Linked DNA regions of Homo sapiens: region 2 is linked to region 1. A link is a loop called in an ENCODE intact Hi-C map of the cell type or tissue named here. Cell type or tissue: heart right ventricle. All regions are shown on one strand.

Region 1 (2,500 bases):
TCATTTAAAAACGACTTAATGTTTGATTAAAATAGTCACATCAAAGGTCGAAATATATAACAAAGTGGAACGTTTCTTCTCACCTGTGTCCTCCATTCCTGCAGTTCTCACACCCCTATAAACATGTAACCACTGGAATTAATTCTTTGGGCAAACTTTTAGAAATACTTCATGCTGTAATCCCAGCACTTTGGGAGGCCGAGGCGGGCGGATCACAAGGTCAGTAGATCGAGACCATCCTGGCTAACACGGTGAAACCCCGTCTCTACTAAAAATACAAAAAAAAATTTAGCCGGGTGTGGTGGCAGGTGCCTGTAGTCCCAGCTACTTGGGAGGCTGAGGCAGGAGAATGGCGTGAACCCGGGAGGTGGAGCTTGCAGAGAGCCAAGATGGCCCCACTGCACTTCAGCCCAGGTGACAGAGCAAGACTCTGTTAAAAAAAAAAAAAAGTAAGAAATACTTCATGCATGTAGAAGCAAACACAAACATATCTCCTCCTTCTTACACAAATGACAGTGTATTATGCATATTGTTTCTATGCTTTTCCTTCACAAACATAACGATGTGGCGATCTTTCTATATTCTTACCGAATGAACTTCCTCACTATTTTTTTTAAAGCTGCATAGTATTCCGTTGTTTGGATCCACCATAACTCACCTACTCATTTTCTTTTGACGGACATTTAGGTTGTTTACAACGTCTTCCAAACTGTCTGACACGATGTTTTTACAGCCCAAATACTGGGCAGAGCCGTCTGCATGAAACATTTCGAGGAGATTATCCATGAACTATGGAAGAGCCGAAAAAAGTTCTTGTATCCTCTCTTTTTCCCCGCTTTTTGCTGTAGTAAACTGTAATCAGTCCAGCCAAGAGGGTTTTATGGGATTTGGGCTTTGTACCATCAACATTCATTAAATAATACTGGAATTTGTTCCTGCCACGGATGAAAACTTAGCCAGTTGGTAATAACTTACACATTTGCTGCCTGAAAAGGAGCAAACAGCCGGTAAGGGTGACTTAACGTGGACAGTCCGGTCACCCTTCCCCAGCACGGTGTCCATTCACCAGCAGAGGGCTCTCTCCTTTTGGGAAAAATACAAATGTCTCCGGGAAAGGTTTTAAACTTCACAGCCGGGCACCGAGTGTGGTGTTTCTCTTCTCTGCAGTGGATTGGTGTGTCGCTCCCTTGAATATTTAGGGATTAGCTGAATACTGAATTTGTCTGTGTTTTGAGTGTGTTTATGTGTGGGGTGTTGTGGAGAGGAAGAGAGTCCAGCATTCCCCAGAGGTCTGAGGAGAAAGCCTGTGACTTGATCCAGAACCAGGGATTATAGTTTTTCCCTTCTTCAGTGTATGAGGCATCCTGGCCTTGTCCTGTGTTTCAAGATTAGAAACCACACACATATATCCCAGTTTTCTGGGATATGCTTGTGAGATGATCGGGCCGTAAACCCTGTTTATATGACCCCTGGTGACTGCTCTTTCAGGTTAGTGTTCCCAAAAAGTCAGGTGAAAATCTGTCTCATTACTTTCAAGGGGAAGAGGAAAAGCACTGACCACCCCCCTACCCCAACACTTTTTTTTTTAAGGACAGAGTCTCACTCTGTCACCCAGGCTGGAGTGCAGGGGCGCCATCTCAGCTTACTGCAACCTCTACCTCAAACAATCCTCCCACCCCAGCCTCCTGAGAAGCTGGGACTACAGGCACATGCCACTATGCCTGGCTATTTTTGTATTTTCTGCAGAGGCGGGATTTCAGTATGTTGCCCAGGTTAGTCTTGAACTCCTGGGCTCAAGCGATCCACCTGCCTCAGCCTCCCAGAGTGTTGAGATTACAGCTGTGAGGCACCATGCCCAGCCGGCAGTGCTGACATTAATTTAGCATTTCCTGAGGTAGTCTAGTGAGGTTAGGCCACTGAGTCCTACTTCTCTCCATTCTCATTGGGTTGATATTCCTGCCCTTTCCATCCCAAACAGTGCAGTTCAGGAAACCAGGCTGAAGAATGTGAAATACATCGCCCAAAGTCAGACACGGAGGAACAACTGCTTCGGAGCTAGCAATTTCCTGAGCTGGAATTGCACCACTGGCCTGTAGAATCCAAACTGTTTTCTACCAGAACAACTCCTTCCCTGCAGGAAGCAGGGTGTGCACAGCTGAACCCTGGTCTGAGAAGGTTGAAGTCACTGACTCAGCCCCAGCAAGGAAGTTGCCCTTCGACTTCTGACCTCTGGCCCTGTTTGAAAACCAACTCAAATCGTTTTTCTTTTTCAGGTAAAGACAAAATGATGCCATGAATTTCTATTTTCTTTTATTCAGGGCACACCTAGGCTAATATTGAACAAACTTCAAGGAAATGGAAGACACAAGGGTTTTGAGAAACTGAATGTAGAGCCTGCCTCTTGGAAAATGGTCCATTCCCAGACCTGAGTCATTAGGGCAGGTGCACAGAGCACCTGCACACTGGGCGATTGCCCAGAGGTTCTCCAGCTAGAGGGAGT
Region 2 (2,500 bases), 680 kb after region 1:
AAAGTAATTTAGAGTTCACTTCAATCAATTCCTGCATGCCATAGAGGGGAAAACGAAATCTGACCCAGGGAGGTGAAGTGGTTTACAGAAGATTATAGCCCTAAGACTAGAACCCAATCTTCTGATGGTTTCAAATGCCCTTCTCTACCCATTGTCCCTGCTCCTCACTTCCCTTTGCTAGAGAACGTAAAAAAAAATGGACAAAACTGAAGTTAATCTTTTAAGCCACATGCAAAAAATTTCACACCCCTAACAAAACTCTGGTTTTTTCTGTTTTCTATTTTTAGCTTGCTTAAATTAAAACAAAACATTTCATTCCCTTTGAAGACATAGGTTCTTTCAATAATACCCTCATACTCTGCATGGGAAAGTGATCCAGTGGTCACATAAAGTCCACACAGGCCAACAGCAGCAACTAGCTTCAGGGTTACTTGAAATATCTGGAAAGTGCTGTTAAACCCACAATGAAAGTGATTTTACAAACTTTCCTTTAGTGCAACTGATATAATATTGAAAAACTTTCCCAATGGAAATAACAGTCTATAAGTGAATCTGCCATCTGATCATAGGGACATATGGTTAGTTCAGAGAATACCCTTGCATCCTGAGCTGCATAATCTTGCCCTACTTTTAAAAATAGCCTTTCTAAAGCTAGAAACATTGGAAACATCAGTCTCCTAAGCATACCTGTCTGGATTCACATGATGTTTCATGTCAAAACCTTCTAAGATTAAAATGCTCTGTTAAGTCCACCAGTATATTTTCTGTTTCAGAAGAAAATAAGCCACTGGAAAGCAGTACTCTCTCAACGTATAGAAAGTCTTGAAATAGATTGGAAAAACTTTGCCTTAAACAAATTTCTCACAATATGTACAATCATCTACCAAAGAGGTCCTATTATATTAGGAAAGTGTGAGCTGAATCTTTTTCCCGTTGAATTTTAGTGTTTAAAAAGTGATCTGCAAGACACATGTTCTTTATTAGCTTAAAAAAGGGAGCCCTCTGCTGGTAGAACTGAATCAGTAATTCCTGCTTTGGGAGAAAACCATCAACTTTCTGTATATTTCGTATGTCCAAATTTGACACCAACTAATGTACATAATTGTATTACTGTCACTTGATCTATATGACTCACTAATTAGTAAATCAAAAGTACAGTTTTCACGAAGCTGCTAGTGTTGTAGGAAAACTTTTATTTTAATGTCAGCATTTCTCTGGGACCTCAAAGGCCTAGACACACTGGAAAACTAACTTTACCTTCTGGATTCTTTAAAACAATATGTATCATTCTCCCTTTCCTCAAAGTTTCGTAAAACTCATTTCAGAGGCAAATACAGCCCATTGTTTCACTTCTCAGCAGATATAGTTAGGAAAATGTCTCTTGATCCTTAAACTGTTCAAAAGTTACAAACTGAATACTATATTTCATATGTACAAGTCACCATCAAGTGGCAAATGTTGCACAAGCAGCTTTCAACCTAGAAAACTTCTTCTTTTTCTGGACATCATTTATGAACAAAGACCATGAAAAAAAGAATAGACAACAAAAATTAACCAAAATCTTCATCTAAGGGTAAAATGAATACCTCTCTTCATAATTTTAACTTAAGACAACTTAGAACAGAGGGCCTTTTAGGGTAATTCAAATTATTTGCTCCATATCCACTGGTCTTAACTGACATTATGCTAAGGAAAACATCCATTTAAGTATATAAATAAGCCCAGGTTTACGTATGTATAAACTCTGACACATTCTACCAGGTTTCTGATAAAGGCATCCCCACTGCTTAGCAGAATAAAGTAGTCCCCCCTGCAATTCTCCCTCAGATCTTTGTCCCTTGAGACAAAGAGACATCTGCACTGTGAAAACAAAAGTAAAACTGACTATATACCCCTCCTAAACACATACATACCAAAATACCTGTGTCTCTCAGGACACAAATAAAACTATTGTTTGACAAAACCTAGTGTGGCTTGCCCGTTTAGTTCTACGCATCTACAAACATGTAATTTTTCAAAGTTTCATTTTTCACCTTTGAAGCAACCCTCTAATGTCAGACCACATTTTAAACCAATAAAAATTAAATCAGAGACAAGTAAAACTCTTTGAATGTCATTTCCCTCTACCTTAGTGCTTGCCTTTAGTCTGGGTTGAGAACCAAGCCCAGAGCATTTAAAACAAGATTTATGAATCAGGCTCTTCAGGATGAATGTTTTGCAATGTGCCAGTGGTTAAAAATTAACTTTGACAGGTGTAGAAGGGCAAGGGGTAGAAAGAGTCATTTATTTTCCACTCTGGGCTTGAGGGTGCAATATTAGACTTCAATTATATTACATTAATATTTCTGAATATATCCATGAAATCTGAAATATGTAAATACACTTATAATGGGTTTCATTCAAAGGCACCCTGTGTTAAATAGACTTATTTTTACCTTGGTTTGCCTACAGAAATCTACTTTACCTGCCTAAGCATTAATTGGGTAAAGATAACACAATG

The links. Hi-C counts contacts between places; a loop is a spot of excess contacts. Peaks named below come from ENCODE experiments on the same cell type or tissue, not always from the same donor. Only the 100,000 strongest peaks of a DNase experiment are listed, where the experiment ranks them.
Region 2: it touches region 1 in a loop (14-fold over the local background); 80 of 110 quality-filtered maps call a loop at or near these places.

The regions. Positions count from the first base shown.
Region 1 is chr5:68,961,642-68,964,141 of GRCh38, reverse strand. LOC107984116 (a long non-coding RNA gene) reads left to right here. Exons shown (of 3, transcript XR_001742709.2): 2 at 1,979-2,273. Among named protein-coding and RNA genes, the nearest start is that of LINC02198, 67 kb to the left of the region's middle. In heart right ventricle, a CTCF peak has its summit at 1,074 (motif pointing right); a DNase peak (open chromatin) is centred at 1,081; H3K27ac peaks cover 915 bases.
Region 2 is chr5:68,285,007-68,287,506 of GRCh38, reverse strand. All of the region lies in intron 7 of PIK3R1 (phosphoinositide-3-kinase regulatory subunit 1), which reads right to left. Among named protein-coding and RNA genes, the nearest start is that of PIK3R1, 71 kb to the right of the region's middle. In heart right ventricle, a CTCF peak has its summit at 1,009 (motif pointing left); no DNase peak of the experiment used is centred here; H3K27ac peaks cover 2,500 bases.